Linked DNA regions of Homo sapiens: region 2 is linked to region 1. The links are chromatin loops, found by intact Hi-C in ENCODE. Cell type or tissue: prostate gland. All regions are shown on one strand. Each heading gives the region's core, and the rest is flanking DNA. Links, peaks and the distances in the headings are about the cores only. Region 1 has its middle 6.1 kb from the start of EPHA7. Region 2 has its middle 340 kb from the start of TSG1.

Region 1 (10,115 bases), core at 734-8,733:
ATTCAACCCGAACGGCAAGGAAGGCTGCGTAGAGAAATCTGTTTTCCATTAGGCAGTTTCGGACACTTTGTATTCAAGAGGTAGGTAATAAGAGGAAGAACTTTAAAATTTTAATTGCCAAATCTTCAATTTCAAAGGTCACACAGAGTAACTTGATCACATGTTTAAGATGAATTTCTTTTTTTGTCCTATAATTTCTTCCTTTAAAAATATTTCTCAGTCATTTATGATTTCCTTTTATTTCCGATAGATCCAAAGTTTGATCTCACATAAGGCTCCAAACTTTTTCCAACCTTTCTATCTGGAAATATAAAGTAAATTGAGTTGTTTCTGCTTTTTATAGTAGGGAGTTCTCTAAGATGACAACCCCCAGATATTTATTTGTATTTTATGTTAAATTGTCTCCTGTAGTTTTTATTTGCCTAATAAAATAACATGGAAGAGAGATATGAAATTTATTCTTTAAACCTCTTTGATTCTGTAGTTTCTGAAACATTTCTTCAATGTTACATATTCCTAGCCATTATGCCTATTTAATATTTTAGAAAGTGTATCAAAAAGCATCTTCAGTGTCCCTTAAAGGATGCATAGAAAATGTAAATGCGTAATAGATTAACCTTAGAAAGAGACAAAAAAAAATATGGGGAGAACACACTTGTTATAGAGGAGATGAAGCTTTATTTACACAAATAGATGATTTAAGGATGAAACTTGTAAACTAAAACATAAGAGTTAAAAACATAAATCCCTGCACTTAGTCTTTAGAACTCACAGAACTACAAACTTACAAATATTAAACCACTTCTAATAGTTAAAACGAATTCTCCAGGATTTCAACACTTTCCCCAGGGTCTCATCCCCACTTCTTAAAATGACACCAAGGTGGCCTTTAAAGTTTAAAATATTCCTTTCATCTATTGAATGACTAATACTCAATGATGTGAATACAAATACTTTTCCATTAAAACCAGGAAACCAAAGAAGTAACATCCTTCACTCCTCTGATGAGTGTAGGTGGTATAGTGAGTCCTCTTTTTGTGTCCCTTCTCTCTGTCAGACACAGGGGCATGTGTAACTTTACTCTTATTTTTAGAGACAAGAAGCTTCACATTAAATGCACATGTGCCAGGCTGCTGACAGTTCTCCCTGCATAGCTGCACAGTGATACTGATTTTTAGGTTTTTCAAACTTCTCTTCTTTCTTTTGTAGTATCTAGATATATTGACAAAGAATTCGGAGCATTTAAATAAAAATAAATGACAGTCAAGAAGACAGTGTTCAGCATACAGTATATGATTAATATATAAATTTACACTCGACTGTATTTGACTAATGATAAAGCATATAGACCTATTTGTACATGAAGCCACTGACATAAAAATTATCAGTATACAAAACTTTCTCATTTTAAAATAACATAATGGTGAACTTCCTCACACCATTACAATTTATTTTAGCTTCATTTTATGATTTAAGCATATTATTTCTAATCAATTATTTTTAATAATGCGATGTGTTTGTATATAAAGTGAATTCAAAAGGAACTTGTCTTCCTGAGCAATACCAAATAGTGTATGAGACCAACACCTGTGCGCCAAAGCAATAATTCTGAAAACTAGTTTTACATTTTTATGCATTCATTGTACAACTAAGTTGATAGCGTCGTCCACATATATTTAGTGAATTTTAAGTAAATGGAAACAGAGACTAAGACCTTAATATTTCAATTTTATATCCCCTCTGTTGCAACATCTATAATAAATGTATAGTGGAAAGATGAAAAACGCCTCTCTTCAGATACTAAGGAGATATACCCAATTTTAATGCATTTTGTATTATTTATTTGTATAATTACCAATAATCACATGACTGTACATGTAGGGAAATGTCCAAATTCAAGACACATTCTAAATGAGGGTACACCTGCTATTTTGTTTTAACTTGTTACAATACTAATATTTACCTCACTGTTTAACTCTGGGAAATATTCTCTGATTTTAAGAGAGAAATAGGAGTAAATTATAATGACTTCAGGGAATAAGTTCTATGAATTTTCAAATGAAAGAAAAGGTTATACTGTGTGTGTCTAGTATTCAGGCCATTCGAGGGCAAAGGGACAATTGGAGATTTCAGTATGTTACAAATCCAAGACTGTCAAACTAAATAGTTAACAACAATGAAATCAAAGGGCTGTTTCTGAACCCACTACTTTTGTACTTATCATCAAAATGCATTCACAGCTGGCAAATGTGAAAATGCAAGTTCATCACAGAAAAAGGGTAATTTAAACTGAATTAGAAAAGGTACTGTGCAGAAGAAATTGATTATAAGCAGAAAAGAAGCATTATGTCTTAGTTAACAGATATTACAGAAAATTGGATTCTGTGATTTCAGTCAAAATATAAACAATCTTTCCACTGTGTAGGAAAATCATTTACATATTTACATTAACATGATTTATGTAGTGTATATAAAATATTTATTTGCAGTCTAATGTAAAAAATGTGCATAACCTAAACTCATTAAAAACATATTAATTCATGAATTTTTCTAAGCTCAGATTTAGCTGAAAGTATAGGAAGTCAGAGGTCAGAAATCAAACCATAAGTCAAGAATTTATTTTGTGCCTTTGTAAAATTTCACACACTTTTGTGAAGTCAGATAAATAAAGTTCAGAAGATTACAATTATAATTCTTTAAGTACAATTTCCAAGTTAATTTCAGACAGTTTAACAAATAAAAATATAATTTATATCTAAATTATGAGTCCACTTGAATATTATTGCTGAGGTACCACTGAAATTTTCTAATCACCTAAAATATTAAAAAGTGTTCAGTCAAATTACTCTTTTTTTAAGTAATATTAAAATAACAAAATGTAGCTAGGAAAATGTAGCACTTTATACCTGAAATCAAGTAGCACATGTTCGGTGCTCTTAGTGGATTTTTTTTTTTTCAAACTTGATTTTGCATGGGGAGGCTCTTTTCTTCCATTACTTCCAGTTCATTTTGCCATAAATCACCAGGATTGATAGGATGAACTGGCTTAAATTATTCAAATTACTTCTACATGCTTCCATGGTTTCTCATGTTGTAATTTTTAAGCTCTTCACCCAGAGGATTTTTAGGTATCAAGATCTGTGATAATTCAGCGACCACCAGGGGGCAACAGGACCTCTGGGTGTCCTGGACAATCAAGTCCACCCTGTACAAGGTAAAGATGAGTTAGTTGTGAAATTGTATGTGTGTGTATTTGTGCATGTATATATACATATATATTATGAATATATAATATTTGTCTCATTGATTACTTTTAAGTTTCTTTTTCTCTCGGTACCTATGCCAGGCTACAAAATGCCTTCATAAAAATTTGTGAGATGTCCTATGACCTATTTTAGTCCATAGAGGCCAAGTTAAATGAATAGGCTCAAAGGCACATTAGAAGGTGAATTATACTATGGAAAAGCTTGCTCCAGTTTTTGTTTTTGTTTTTTTAACTAACCCGAAGAATTTTGAGTTTCCAGAGTGACCTCAGATACTCTCTTCCTTAGTCTGTTCCCACTTATCTTAGTCTTTTACCCAAAGAACAGGGCCAGGCTGGGATGGAGCATGCTCTGGGACTTAACAGTCCAGAGTTTTTAAGGATCCTCTGAAGTTCCCAGAGAACTTTCTAGGCTGAGGAGTATTTTAGACACCACACCTCATCCTAATCTTCTGCCGTGGTTAATACTAAAAATGAAATTCTGTCAAAACTTGCCTGACTAATCTCAAAAAGGTCTAAGAAGAGGTCTAAAAAATAATGAGTTTCTATGTATGGTAATAATTTGGAATTTCTGTTTTAGAGAAAGAAATGCGGGAGTAGTGCCCCCTAGTTGTGAAATTGTAAAGCTGTGGACATTCTCTCCATGGAGGAAGGGTAAAATTCTATACATACCAGAGGTGATGTCTTATAATACCTCTAGACTTGGCATGCAGTTGTTCTCTTTGAAGAAAAGACAAATTTATATAAGAGACAAGGACTTTCCTGGGAGGAGAGGATCCCAAACCTATCCCATTTGAGTTTTAACAGTATTAGAAGCTCTGAAAGATAAGAATGGTTCTGACTGAGAAAGAAATGAGCCCAAGTATCACAAAGAAGTGCTTACTGTAAGGGAAATACAATTGAGCTTAAAATTTACTGGGTGAAGACATTTGCTGATATTCAAAGGCCTTGGAACCCAGCAACCTAGCTATGGTATTTATGCTGATTATGCAAGTATGAACTAAAAGAGCTGTACCATTTTAGCTCAAAGGTGAAGTGACATTATAGCATGGAGGGATCTATATAACAAGGTATCATTGTAGTAATACTAAGTACAGCCAATTTTTAAAAGATATATGATATGACAGTGATGTAACTAAAGTCAGTAGTGCACTGAACATTATAATCATCTGGACAAAATATGATCCCTTTCGACTGAGTGTATGCCTAGAGATTCTCAGGAGGAATTAAGGAGAGCAGAAGCCCTCAAAAGAGAGATGCTAGATTTGACCATTTCGACAAGCAAACTTAAAAAAGATAAGTGACTGTATTTCTTCTTGATAATGTGGATCAAACTGATTAAAGATTCACAATCTGTCATAAGATTCCAGAGAGAGAATGGTGACCAAAACCTCTATCAAAAGTAGGCTTTTCATGTATTTATTAAATACAAAAAGGCACTAGGGACATACGCAGATGAATAAATCATAACCCAATACACAAAAGACCTAACACCCATCATGATGCCTTTGTGACTCATGTTTCTTTTTGAAAACAGGGAGAATATCATATACTTAGAGAAATAGGTAACCATTCAGTTTTTCTGTGTTGATTTCAACAGTGATGATATCTTTATAATTGCACTATTGACCATAAACTGCAAGAAAATTCAATGCACAGTAAGGATTTTTATCATCTGACTTGTCTAAAGTTGTTTTCTTTTCCCCTCCCTGCACTCATATCAGACAGAAAATTTCATAAAAATTTTACATCATCTCAGATTCTATGAGCTTATTATTATCATTGTTTGGTTTCATAGGCTCATTGCTGTAGATAAGCTACAGAATTAACCTGCCACATTCTCTATTTGATTTTAGATTGATGAAATGACTGAGGTCAATCTCAGTTTAATTAAGTATTTTAATATCTGATAGTCACTCTTTCAGCAAGCTTTTAACAAGCAGGCTTTGGTTGCAAAGTCTGTGAAACTTAAAAACATGAAAATTCTGGCAGAAATTTCCTTCATTTAAAGATAGATGATAACCATAAAAGACAAAACCTACTTTATCTACCTCACAAGTACAGAGAAAAGAGAAATTATCCTGCATTTCAATAAGAAGTACAAGATCTCTTATGAGAGTTCTTTAAGATCTCAACTTGAAATTAATTTTTCTATACTATCATATCTTTGTCTTTATTTTAACAAATTATAATATATTTGCATATACCTTTGATTTAAACTTTTGAGGGAACAATTACTTTCTAAGTTTTAATAAAGAAATGCAGTACAATAATTACATGCATATTCTTAGGTACTTTTGAGAAAGTCCAGTGGATTATCACGTTTTAGATAAATGGTAGTTGTGTCCATTTTAGAGAATTGGCAGCTCTGGCCCAATCAGTTATACTTGGTCAGAAGGCTATAAAACAGGGAGCGGAATGATACTGAATGAAAAGGAAAGGAAAGTAGTAACACATTAGAGTCCATGTTAGAGTTCTACCTAGTCAAATATCTTAAAATATGATGAATATTTAAAAACAAATGCCCTACACTTAGCCATTTTAATTTTTAATCAAGGTTAAGACTTAAATAGATAAATTTTTTGATCAGAGAATGAAAGTATGAATTTTATATAAATTGTACTGCTAGAGCTATATTATAAATATATCTTTAAAGTTATAGTTAAAACTTGACTAAGATAGTGTATTCTGTGTACCATTGTACGAAATGTGTAATTTTGCAGTTTTATGCTTTATAGATTAATCCGAAATGTATTCTCTAGTAATACTTGTAATTCAAAATGTAAAATTTTCAAGGCTTACCATTATAAGGCATTTATCTCAATGCTAAAGTAAATAGTTAAAATGTATTTCTCTAATGGTGTCTGATTCATCATAAACATAGATCCAGAAATATTTACCTATTCAAATACACATATCTATCATTTCCAAGGTCTATGTGATGCATAGATTTTACATATTTCTCTACACCCAGTAGAAGCCATCTTAGTCTCTATGCAAACTAAGCCTAGCCTTAGGAAGACAACATTCAAAGATCACGAATTAAATATTCAGAGGACCATTGTTTCATTTTTGAATTAAAGTCTATGTCTGTTTTTCTAAAATTGGTATTCAAATCTCTTAAGAACTACAGTGTGTATTCCATAGGTTAACTTTTTGCTTCCCCATCCCTCTAATGGGATCCTTGTCCAGAACCTGGCCTTATGCCTTAGGCCTTGTTAGTTACTGATACATTGTCTTGATGTGGACAACTGCCATCTGCCTGGATGTGAACTGCTCGTCAATGCCTGACTTTTCCTGCCACCTTTTAGACAACTACTACTATGTTTTTCTGAATCTGTCTGATGTCAACCATTTGCAGATAGTACCAGTCTTCCTGTCAAAATATTTATTGGACAATATACAACCTGCCTTTCTAGGCTACTTCCATCACCTACAGATCCAAGCATTTCCCTTAGCAAACCTAGGTACATCTTATTGCGGCCCTGACCCGTTTCATTTTATCCCATTCTGCAACATTTAGCCTGAAATATGTTTTCTGCTGCATAATGAGACACTGAAGAATTCATTCAGATTTTGGGGCATCATGTTGTAGTTACCATATTGTATTTGAAAAATGACTGGTTTTATAGTTAATTGTTCTTTTCTTTTTCCATTCTTTGCTTCTTCCCTCTTTTATTCTTTATTTCCCTTCACTCATCACACTTTAGAAATACATTCTGCTCTCCAGGTTTTGGCTAGGTACTGGCATGCAAAAATGACTAGGAAATGTTCTCCATTGTGGTCCTCAAGAAATACTTATTTTAGTATATGGCAGAAATACACAATTAACGGATACTGCCTTTTAATTGAGATAGGTAGATATCTGATAGATATATTCAGAGCAATAAATCAGACTGGAGAGCATCCTGTTAGGGACTGGCATTGTAGATTGACCTTGAGTTGCCAATAATAGGTGGTCCGCCAAGGGGAATAGGGGAAAGGAAATTTCAGGGAGCAAGATAATATGTAAAGGGCACAGTGGGGAGTATAAAAGTTACACTTTATTGATGAAACAGACACTACCCTAGGCATTTTAAGCTGAATAAATTTAATTTGGAAAATTAGCTGCTCACAAAATTTTTGAACATTATTGTACTAGTTATACATAACTGCATAACAAATTAGCCCAAAACTCAGAGGCTTAAAAAAACCAATATTTATTATCTCATAGTTTTTGTGTGTCAGGAATCCAATCAACTTAGCTGAGTCCTCTGTCTCAGGGTCTTCCACAAAGTCACAATTGAGATGTCAGTCTGCACCGTGATAATCTCAAAGCTGAAGGGGAGGATTTGTTTCCTAAAACACAAGTGACTGTTGTTAGGTGTCAGAAGACCCACTTCCAAGATCACTCAGCATGACAGTGGCAACCTCATTTTTCATTGTCTGCAAACCGAATGTCAGTTCCTTGCCACACAGACCTCTTCATAGGGTTACTCACAACATACACTTTGTTTACATCCAGAGCCAGGACCACAAGGAAAAAAGAGTCAGCAAGGCACAAGAAAGATAAACGTCACCATCTTTTTGTAAGTTAATCTCAGAAGTGATACCTATACTTTTCTGCCCATTGCAAGGCAGTCACTAGGTCCCGTCCACACTCAAGAGGAGAATGATACACAAGGACTTGAGTACTGGGATTCAGGATCATTGGGGTCATCTTAGGGGCTGTCACCCATGAGTCTGAAGAAACAGGCTTTAGACTGGTCCTCCAAGAATGATCACCAGATCCGTGCAGAACTCTTCAACACTGACACTTCTGCACTTAAAACCACCTGTGGAGCGGGTTTCGGAATGCATCTCTGGAGCAGCGATTCTGGAATCAGGAAGCTGAAAACAAGAACCCTTACTCCCTCAGCTATCATTGCTGCCACTGTTCTCACCAAGCAAGAAGCTGAAGAAAAGTCAGTGGAAGACTGCTGCCAAAAACACAAGACATTTTCATGGTCTTTCCTGCCAGAATATAAAGCCAAAAGAAAGGTGGTAGCTGTGGCTTAACTTTCAACTTCCAAGTCTTAGATGATTTCAAGACTTTGAACAACAAAGTCCATTAATATTTCTCAATGATAAGAGGCACCATTATCATTTAGAATTAAAAAAAAATTTTATTGAAGAGTAATGCATACAAGGAAAACGTACTTATTATTAAGTATACAGCTTGATTGATTTTTATAAAGTGAGTACACTTGCGTAACCAGTAGTGGAATTTTGAAACAGAGCATTAAGAACTTCCAGAAATCCCCCTTCTTGTCAAGTCTCAGTCTCTACTTCCAATAAAATGTTTTTCCATTTTGTGTAGTTTATGTGACCTGAATCTGTTATTATGTAATTTGTGTCTGGTGTAGTCGCTTAACCAATTGAGAGATTTGTCCATGTTATTGAGCATAGTGCATGTAGTTGTGGTTTCTCTATTTTCATGGTTGTACAGAATTCCATTGCAAGAATAAACCAAATTGATTTATTTATCCTACTGTTCATATACATTTAGTAATTCCTTGCTCTTGAAAATTATAAATGATATGTTCTAGAATTCTAATTTGATGACCATATGCTAAGACTGAATGTTTGTGCCTTCCAATAATTCAGGGTTGAAGCCTAAGTCCCAACATATTAGTATTTGCAAGTGGGATCTTTGCAGGTAATTAGGTCATGAGCATGGAACCCTGATGGATGGATTTAGTGCTCTTATGAGAAGAGACAGGAGAGATGATCGCTGCCATGCGAGGATACAGCTAGAAGATGGCCATCTGCAAACCAGGAAATGAGCCCTCACCATAATCCAACCATGACAGTACCTTGATTTCAGACTTCCTACCCCCTAGAACTGTGAGAAATTAATCTCTGTTGTTTGCCTCAATGAATCTATGGTGTTTTTCCTATAGAAGCCCAAAGCAATACACCATATATGTGCATTTTATTGGATGTATTCTTAGGAGTTGAAATACTTGTTCACAGAGTTGCATATGTATGTATAGGTATATGTTCATTGGCCATTTGGATATCATCATTTGGGAAGAATCTGTTCAAAATTTTTGCCTTTTTATTTGAGTCATCTGTTTTTTTCTCATAAACTGTTAAGAGTTCTTTATATCTAGATATGCACCATTTGTCAGATATACGTATCTTGCCACACTTTGTGGTTTGTCTTTTCACTATGTTAATGGTATCTTTTGATAAATATTAATTTTACTGTAATCCAGTTTTTTACTGTTTTCTTCTGTGATTAGTAATTATGGTGTACTGCTCAAGAAATCTTTGCCTAATCCAAGTGAAAAAGGTATTTTCTTAGGTTTTCCTCAAAATCTTTATCATTTGTTCCTTCATATTTTGATCTGTAACCCATGTAAAATTAATTTTTGTATGTGGTGTGAGGTAGAGGTCAAGATTCATTTTTTTCCCATAGATATATCCAATGAACCCAGCATAATTTCTTGGAAAGACTCACTCTTTTGCATTGCACTACAGTGGTGCTTTGGTCATAAATCCAGCAGATGACAGTATGTTTGCAAGATCCTACTAAGTTTTTGAGGAAATTCTATTGCCAGAGAAACCATGGTAGTCAGGAATCTGGAATATTTATCTACTTGCTTTTGTATAAGAGGGAAAATATGACATTTAAAACCCTATGCCATCAAATGTGTTTATAAAGATTCTTATCGTATTGATAAAACTTCAAAACATTTACTCTCTGCTAGGGTTTCAATGTCCCCTCCAAAATTCATGTTGAAATTTAATTGCCATTATGGTGTATTAAGAGGTGGGACTGGCCAGGCATGGTTGTTCATGCCTGTAATCCCTGCACTTTGGGAGGCCG
Region 2 (10,115 bases), core at 931-8,930, 620 kb after region 1:
CCTCCCCACTTCTGAGTCTCCAGTGTCCATTATACTACTCTGTATGCCTTTGCTTACTCATAGCTTAGCTTATAAGTGAGAACATAGGGTGTTTGGTTTTCCATTCCTGAGTTACTTCACTTAGAATGGCCCCCAGCTCCATCGACATTGCTGTACAAGACATTCTTTGGTTCCATCTATGTCTGAGAAATATTCCATGGATTTCCTATAGACCACATTTTCTTTATCCACACATCTTTTGATGGGCATTTAGGTTGGTTCCATATCTTTGCAATTGTGAATTATGCTGTGATAAATATATGCATTCAGATGTCCTTTTTTAATATAACAACTTATTTTCCTTTGGGTGGATACCCAGCAGTGGGCTTATGGATTGAATTGTAGATCTATTTTTGGTTATTTGAGAAATCTCCATACTAGTTTCTATAGAGGCTGTGCTAATTTATATTCCCACCAACAGTGTATAAGTATTCCCTTTTCATCATATTCATGACAACACTTATTTTTTTTTTTTTTTTGGCTTTTTAGTAATAGCTATTCTGGCTGGGGTCAAATGGTATCTCATTGTGGTTTTAATTTGCTTTTCCCCAGTGATTAGTGCTGAGTATTTTTTTCATATGTTTGTCTCTCTTCTTTTGAGAAGTGTTTATTTATGTAATTTACCTAGTTTTTGATGGGGTTGTTTTTTTTCTTACAGATTTGTTTGAGTTTTTGTGTAGATTCTGGATATTATTCACAGGGACAGATTTTAATATATGTAAAGCATGTATAGACCACACTTTCCTGTGTATTTGTGTATCTTATCATATTTTGTTGAATACTAGACACTTAAAATTATATAATGTCATAACTCTGGGATTCAGATCCTTACCCTTTTCCATGGTTTATTGTTGTTGTTTGTTATTGTTGTTGCTGTTGCTGATTATTCATAGACTTTCCAAACTAATTCTGTGGAGTCTGTGTGTGTTTTTTTTTTCTTACGTAGCCACTGAAAGTTTCTGCACTGTCCAGTGAATGATTAAACAGAGACTTATAAAAATGCCTAGAATAAACAACTTCCATTTTTTGCTGAGCGACTATCTCTGTTGAAGTAATTTTGCAATGCTCTGGAAATTTACAATTCAATCTTGGTCTTCACTTCCTGACTTTGCAGAGTCTTAATGTCAGCCAAACATGAGCGATTAAGATGTACTCAGGCCTTTCCTAGTCATGAGCACTGTCCTGAACATATGCATAGCCTTCTAGATTCCTTTAGACCTTTCAGATCTTTTCAAAGCCCTTTATGGACTTCTCCTTTCCTTTTTAAATTCACTGGACAGACTCTTGGTGTCTCCAGCTGATTTTGCCAACTCAGGTAACTATGTGTTAAATAATTGCCACTTATTTTTTAGAGAAACACCAGGGGATAGAGCCTTCACACTGAGTGAGCTCTGAATCAGGTCAGATAAAGACAACCCTTTGAATGGGGCTTTTCCAGGGAGCTTCCAGGCAGGTCAAATAATGACAGTTCTCTGAAGATGGAGCTTTGTGGGGATTTCCAAACCCATTCTTCCCTCTCCATTGGCTGCTATCCTCCTAGTTTTCACTGTGACCATGGATATGAGGCTGCTTATTTTCTATACTCCTAGTGACCTATGAAGACAGGATGAAAATAGAATAAAGTAATCTGCCACAATGCTCAATGTTTTTCCTGAGATTCAGCAATTTTTCTTGAATAACCACTTATTGAGTTGTTAGAAGTCTTTAGTTAATTTCCACGGTTCTGAAAAAGTTGATTTTAACAATACCTCCTATGTTCTCAGTGTTTTTATGGAGAAATAGATTTTCAGAGATCTTAACTCCACACTTTGTGGTGGTGTTAATTGTGATCTCTTGATCAATATAGTGTTTCTTAGACTTCTACATATTTTTGTTTCTTTTTAAATTAATAATTTTGTGAATGAGTTCTTTGGTACTACGAATATATCCTGTTCCTAATCAAAATTTCAATTTCTCCATTAATTTATGAATTTCTATTTTATTCAATGGCTTATCATTTGTTACTATCATTATTTATTTTAATGCTCAGATTGTACCAGAGCCGTTAAATAGAAGCCTTTTCACCGTAACTATACTTATTGTCAATATATTTACTTATTTAAACAAATATTCCTTTATATAACCAATTTTCCATTGCCATTGCTTTTACTTTTCTATGCCAACAATCCCTTTACATTGCTTGAACTTACACATCCCTGCCAGACCACATCCCCCACATAAACCACATGGATATTTTCCTTATCCACTCAGACTCCAAGATCTTGAGCTAAACTACTCTTCCTACAAGCACTCTTTTTACCTGCACTGACTCTAAAACCCCATATCTGATTTCTCTCACTCAGGAGTCCTCTTCTCTCTTGTGTCCTGATACTCCATGCTACACTACATCTTCCCCCTGGGGATGCCCTTTTACCCTACTTGGGTACTTATACTTTATAGTTGGCCAAGCCCCACATAAATCCCTTTCTTACATTGTCTGAGCTCCAACACAGTATACTCAGCTGCCTCAGCGGACAAACCTTCCTTATACCACTTGGGTTCTAATACTCTGAGCCAGATCACCCTTCTTGGCAGATACCTTGGTCAACATGCTTGCTTGTGTTGAATACCTTGCACTTGGCCACCACAGTAGTTGAACATTTCCTGTGCTGAGCCTTACTTTGCACAATCCTGCATAATGACTTTTAGAATGAATTGATTAGCAAGGAAAAGAAGGGAAGGGAAAAAGCAAGAAACCATTTGAAAATTTTACATAATACTTTTAATGAAATATTTATTATTCCAAAGCTGTGCATATGTAATTTTTCTAATAAAAGAAATAATTTATACATTTGCCACTTTGCCTTTAAAAATAGTATACTTCTGTTGGTTTTTTGTTTATTTATAAAATCTTTGGCTAATTGCTATATTTCATCCATAGCAGACATTTCTTAGCTTGAAATAGTTATTAAAGAATGAAAGCTAACAGTTTTCAATTACTTCAGATTTTCTAACTGAATTTATAGAAATATATTCTTGTGTAATTCAAATGACTCAAATTCAGGAATATCTAATAAGACAATAGAAAAACTACTCCCACATACTTGCCAAATACCTTTGGAATTTTACTGGCTTAAAATGTAAAATATATTTCTAAATAGATTTCATATCTTTGTAAGTTATTCACAATTAAACAAAATTCAGAACAATGTAATCATTTGCATTAATGTGTAAATATACTTGTACACAAAGAGATTACAATATATAGAGATAGTTATATTTTATTATATAATGTGTGTATATGTGTGTGTCTTGTATGTATATGTGTGTGTGTATTTACACATATATATGTTCATGCATTATGCCATATGTAGCTGGCCATGTGTGAATGTGTTTTAAGTATTTTTATATACTGGGAATGTACATATGCACATATTTAATATCATACGTGCATTTTTTAGAAGCATTCATTTTTATTAGAGTGAGAATTGAGGCTTGAGAGCTTGTTTCTTTTACATGGGAGACAAAAAAAAAAGTAATTGTTTATTTTTGTTCTCAGAGCTATCACACAAAAATAAAACAGAAAAAGGAAATAAATTTTCCTGAGCAACTTCTCCTAACTTCAATATCCAGAGAGAAATTAAGAAAATAAGAGGAAAGATGAAAGCCTAACAAGATTTAAGAAGAAAGTTTTCCATTATTCATTTAATTCACTTTTAGCTGACCAAGGTAAGGAATGTTGAAGTTTAGATAATGAATGTGTCATGGTGTCAGCATTCTTAAAAAAAAAAAAAAAAAGACTGAGGGTAGGGGAATGGAGGAGGGAGGGATGTGTTGATAATTATCATGTTAACCTAAGAATGTTTTATTCTGAGTGAGGCTAGTTTAAAACTATATTCTCTAGGTTTTGTGAGGGAGATATTAGGATAATGGATTACATATTCCCTCTATGCATATATCGAGATAAATCTTTAAAAATTCTAAAAGATAAGAAAAAGTTAAAAAAATGAGGAATTGCTTTCCAAAAACGATAATTGCAGCAAAATCAATTAGACAATTTTTCTTGATCGCATTTGAAGCTTTGACATCACACATCCCATTTATTTGCTTCTGGCCTAATAATCCTCTGCATGCTGGGAAATATCTTTGTTCTCTGATAGAAGTAATAAAGCTGTCTGCACGATTCTCTCTTGTGAGACAGAATGTTCCTATTTTATTTAATCTATTGGTGTGCAGCCTTTTCAAAGTAAATACTTCACACACACTGAACAGAGAAAGACATGCAAGGGGGCTGGCCCGAGAAGTGTAAAAATTAAAAAGTGCCCTGTGAAGAAATAATGATGGCTCTCTAAAAAATTAAATAAATAAGAATCTCGGGTCAAGCGGGCCTTGACTCTCATTGCTGCTAGAGTATGGAGTGCTTCATATTCTCCCAACCCCCCTGTTCCATTCAGTTGTTCCTGTTGAATAGAAAGCATCGAGAAAATGAAGAGATCTAAATGCCAGCAGGAGACGAGCTGCATTCTTCTAGGCATGTCCTGAGCCTAGTCACCCAGAACAACTTGTGATCCCTGGACAAAGCCGTTCACAGCAGGTGGCCATATCAAGAAATTTTCCTCCTGGAATTAGATATTATCCCAGGAATCACTACTGAGTCAAACATAATGCCCCATCCTGCTGGGTCAAGTAGGATTCCATTTCAATTTCTTTACACAACGATGCGTTTCATCTTGTCTGCGTACAATGACAGTGCTCAGGCATGAAATAAATTGAAGTGCCTGAAAGGCAGAATTATCCCTTGAACCTGCAGCATTCCCAACCCCAAAAACACACATTGTCAAGTGAGTTCCAGATAAGCAGGATCTTCAGCAAGTGTTTGTGCTGCTTGGCTTCCTTTAATCATACTCCCTTTTGTAAAACGGATTTTCGAGGGGAAAGATAAATCATTTCTGAGGAAAAAGGTCATTTTCAAAAGGCTTAAGAGGTTCATTTTGTGTGGCTTTCCAAGGTGAAACAGGTAATTCAGAGTAGTGAAAGTCTTTTGTGATCAACTTAATTCATCCTTCATATTACCAAGAATAAAAACTATTGAAATAAGACTGAATAAACTTCTTTATAACAAAGTTCCTAAGGATAGAAAGTGATGATTTGTTGTTTGTTAAGAAACTGTCCAAACTCCAGCAAATGAAAGTTTAGGTTGAGAGCAAGCTTTCCTTCCACCTTCTCTTCAGAAAGCATAGTGGTTTTTCTGGGCTGTTTGGCACACATATTTCAATAACTTATCAATAACACACCTCTGTTTACAGAACATCAGGCTAGCTTCAGCATAGCCGTAAAGCCAAAGAGCATTTTTCTCCATTGTCACATTATGTTTGAGCTCTTTAGAGATACAGACTTGAGAAAATTCAAGGAATAACATTTCCTTTCTATTTTACTGAAAACAACCTTTCCATAGCAGTCAGATATTTTGTAATCTTATATTCCACCTGTGAGAATAGTTTTCTTGAATTTATATGTGGAAGAAATTGATACAGAAGAAATAAGATATATCTTAATTTTAATAAGTTAGAGTATCTTGCAAATTGTTACCAAAAACAACTACTAGGACAAAAGGAAAGAAAGTAAAATACATACAATGACTTGATATTTAATGCATAAATCTTGTAAAATGTTTCTCTTTTAATTTTGATTGATTTGATTTAAATGTGCATCTTTAGGCAGTCTGGAAGGTCCTTTAGAATATACAATAATAACTAACTGCAAGTTGTTATATATGTTTAGAATTCTATTAATGTTCTTTTTATCTATATAATTGAATATTCAACAGTGATCCCAACATTCAAGTGAATTTGCCTACCAGCTGATAATCGGTTTTAGACTTGCTTTCTTCCACATTGTATAAATTATTTAACTGTGTATATTGTGGCAGTAAGTGCTGTAATTCTGCAAAGTTACTCTAGCTAAAAGAGTCAGGCACCTATGAATGCACAACTTTAGCCACTAACCCCACAGAATTTACTCAGAGTAGTCTAAGGAATCTATAAAAAGAGAAACAGTTGTTACAGGCTATTTACCTAGAAGAGTCAATGAAAAATAATTCCACTTATTGAAAAGGAATATCACTATGCATTTAGAAATTATATTCAAAGAAATGTGAATGAATACCTGAATGTTTGTGTTTTTCTTGTTTACTAACTTTAATGTTCTATTTCATTATTCTATCAATTTTAAAAGGATTTCCTGAAATATGTTAGAGCTAGGCTATGAGAGGATCTATATTTTTCCTAAGCATGTTTAGATACCTACTGACAATATGTGCTAGTGATTTTTTAAAATTTTTTCCCCTGAATACCCCTTCACCGTTATGTATATCAATGCCTTAATTCTTTAGACACTTATATTTTTTCCATAGTAAGCATCTTAAAATTGTAGCTTGTGTTATATAATATATATCTCATTACACTTAACATTCTAGAACTAAAGTTGCTCAATACCTGCTTAATAAGTACATTAATAGTTGAATGTTTTATTTAAAAAATAAATACATATTTGAAATAAACTTACAAAAAGTGAGTAGGAGATGACTATTTGCCCTTGCAGATGATTTTCATTTTTAGACAGATTTTTAAAATTTTCTAAATTTAAAGACTAATATCTTAATATCTAGAAGGAATTTAAGTCTAAACTTTTATTGCATGTTATTTTCCAGAATTCAGTTTCATAATGCTAAATAGATATTTAGGTAAAAATTTTAATTTGGAAGGCTTTTCGACTTAGCTCCCCAATTAATTTATATTTTACAGTTACTGATGAAGTATCTTCATGGGTAATTTTTTTCAAGTACTGAAAACTCTTTGTTTTTCAGTGCAAACCCATTCTTTATGAATATTTGTCATGAGCTTTACCTGAATGTTCTGATTGAGCCACGTATGAATCTTCAAAGGAAAGTGAAAATTGCTATAAAGAAATTTTCTGCACCAAATGTAGATTGATTATGATATTGTCCACAAGTAGATTTGGTTATAATAGAGATTTTAATTTATACTTTTTTAGGTTTTCAACACGTAAAAATATCAAGTTCGAGGAAAGGTTTTTGTTGTTGTTGTTTTATCTTAACAATCTATGTAAAGTAAATAGTGGAATATTTTTGCATTCAGTGTCCTGTGCAAAGACTGAGCTACAATATGGTGCAGTGACAAATAACCACCAAATCCCAGCCACTTAAAGTGATATCTCACTTACTCTGCATGTCCTTCTGTGGCATCAGAGCTCAGGGCTTAATGAAGTCCCTAGAGGCCCAGGGTTGAGGGAGCGGTGATCTCCCAAATGTTTCTCATCTCCATACCAGAAGGGAAAGAAGAATATGGGAAACTGCACATGAGCTATGAAAATGTTATCTGGAAGTGACACAGTCACTTGAATTTCACTGGCCAAAGCAAGCCATCTGGCCACAACTAACCTCAAAAGTGTAAGAAAGTGTAATTCTATCATGTTCCTGCAAGGGGGAAGAAGCAGAATTCTAAGTGAGCAGAATTAATGATTCCCTATACAATTTATGTCATCAGCCTTCTCTTTCTTACTTTCAGAAAGATATTAAACCTCTCCAATATCTCTGACCTTACCGTCATTCAAGATACACACATTTAGAGCCTCCTATTTTAAAAATGTGAGCTTCTTATTGTGGAGATGTGAGAGTTTCCCCACTTCCAGCTTGACTCACCTCAAAAGATTTTACTTTGATGGCACAGTGGTAAGCTTCTGCATCCTCTAAATTGGATATTCCTCTGATTGGTGGCCACTGTTGCATTCAATATTTTTGCTTTATTGTTAACATCAGTATCTTAGTTATCAACAAAGAATATCCGTAGTAACTAATAAAAGCACCTGTGAGCACTTTAAGACAGTGAAGCATTGTACTGAACATAAAGGCTCATAGTTCCCTTAAACACAGACATTGCCCAACTGCCATTCAGGTCAGGGATAAAAGGAGTAGAGGAACAGTCAGGTCCAGAGATGCATTCTAGTAATAAATTCTGTGCCCCCCACAGTTTTGTGTCTTGAAGATTATTTCTCTTATAGTATCTGTTCTCAAAACATTTTAGACCCACCATGTGAGAGACAGTATCTGCCCCCAGGGAAAAGAGAAAACATGTTTTTAAAAGAAGAAGAAGAAGAAGGAGAAAGAAGTGTTTGTTTTGGATGGTGTTTTAGAAATGTGAAGGAAGAAACAGGGTTAGGAATACATGGAATGTGGTATGAGAAGTGGCATGGCTGTGAACCACATGTTTAAGACACAAAAAGATGATATTGATCTAATAATGGTAAGAAAAACAAGACTGATAAAAAACAAAGAAATTATAATTTCAGATTTTCAAGTAGCATAATGGTTTCTCAGTGGAAAAGTTTTCTTGATGAGTGCTTGAAATATGAGATGTAGAATATTTAATCTTATATAAAGAATTTAATATCAACGTGTTATTTGTAAAAGTAAAAAAAAAAAAGATTATCAAAACAAATAATAAACCTTGGGAGTCAGAATAAAAACGAGGATAGATAATGTCAAGAAATCAAGAAGATAATAGTGCTAGTTTCCTGATTCTATAGTGAAGATAATTGTAAAGCAGTTTAAAGCTAAGATCAAGGCAAAAGGATACTTGAACTTAGTTGGGAGTACATTTGTAAATGAATGGGTTATGGAAAGGGGAGGAGTACAAGCTAAATTACAAAGTTGAGGTTAATAAAGAAAACTGAATAATTTTACATTTATACCTAATAATTTTGAAAGTAAAGATGAAAAACTCTACTTTGTAGAAAATGCCAAATCGACACTAAGAAAGAAAATGCATAAAATTGAAGAATTCTCAGAGAATGCAGAAATATGAACTATATGTGATATTATTGAGAAATATAAGAGAACTTATACTACTTCTACTCCTACCATTTAATGAAAAATGTCTAGGCTAATTTTGTAACAATCACATTTTACCTTCTTTACTAAAGAAAATATAATTTGAATATAGGGAAGTTATTGAGAAAAAAAAAACACCTCCTGTATACAATCATACTTCTTGAGTGGATCTGAGCAGCAAAAGTGGACAGAAAGTGCTGTTACAACTGGATCATGTTGAATAACCAAGACAGAAAGAGCTGAAGGGAAGTAGTAAAGCAGAAGGAGGAGAAATCTATCAGGGAACCAATAAGGTGGTGTGAAGCTAGGACAGTGTGTTGTGAAGTGATCACTAAAATATACCTGTTAGTTGATTCAGGCTTTTAGAAAAACTATGAGTAAAGTCAAACATTAGATTTAAGGTAATTTGCGTCTGCAAAATTAGCACCCCAACTTAGCCTCACATCCATTAATGTAGCCCATTACACACATATGCACACATTTGATAATGGTTAGACTTGTTATGAAACCCAACTGAAGTTTTATGCCTGGGTTCCAAGCAATTCAGAACATAAGCAACATGTGGGGGGTAGTGACATGAGCTAACAACTGAACTAAATCAATAAAGAAAATAGTGTTTCTCCAGAGTTGAACATGAGAATATAAGGTTATCCTAAGACCTTCAGTTAAATAGAGAATACTTGCAGCATGCTCTGGAATTCCAGCGGGCATGATATAAGGAAGGAGCATCCTCGAAGCAAATAGCTGCATCTCAATGGGTAGGAAAACCCCTGAGGACTTCTGGCTTTCATGTGAGGATAAGGAATATATTCGTAGGTTGTTTAATTAGTTATTAAATTAATTTTCAATGCCCATGCCAGTTGAGCCACATATTTTATCTCTTCAATTCAACCCAATGGAAAATTATTGAGGTCCTCTCATAGGTATTTGTATAATGGTCAGACATACAAGTGCGAATGAGAGACAGCCTCTATTACTGAAGTCCTCACAATCTGTCTGCTGGACAAGAGTGGAGAAAGGGACTGAAAAAATGACTCCTACCAACATAAGGAGATAGTGCTAGAGCAGCAGTGTGAATCAAGTGCTATAGACATGGAGATGAAGGGAGCAGGAAGGAATAACCACAAATAAGAGAACACTTTTTATCAGAGCTCAAAGGATTGGCAGGGTTTAACTAGACAGAAAAATA

Evidence for each region. Hi-C counts contacts between places; a loop is a spot of excess contacts. Peaks named below come from ENCODE experiments on the same cell type or tissue, not always from the same donor. Only the 100,000 strongest peaks of a DNase experiment are listed, where the experiment ranks them.
Region 2: a loop joins it to region 1, with 2.8 times the contacts of the local background. A loop is called at or near these places in 5 of 110 quality-filtered maps.

Annotation. Positions count from the first base shown.
Region 1 is chr6:93,420,627-93,430,741 of GRCh38, forward strand. No RefSeq gene overlaps it. Among named protein-coding and RNA genes, the nearest start is that of EPHA7, 6.1 kb to the left of the region's middle. In prostate gland, for the core only: CTCF peaks have their summits at 3,170 (motif pointing right) and 3,864 (motif pointing left); a DNase peak (open chromatin) is centred at 3,165.
Region 2 is chr6:94,041,066-94,051,180 of GRCh38, forward strand. No RefSeq gene overlaps it. Among named protein-coding and RNA genes, the nearest start is that of TSG1, 340 kb to the left of the region's middle. In prostate gland, for the core only: no CTCF peak of the experiment used is centred there; no DNase peak of the experiment used is centred there; H3K27ac peaks cover 1,578 bases.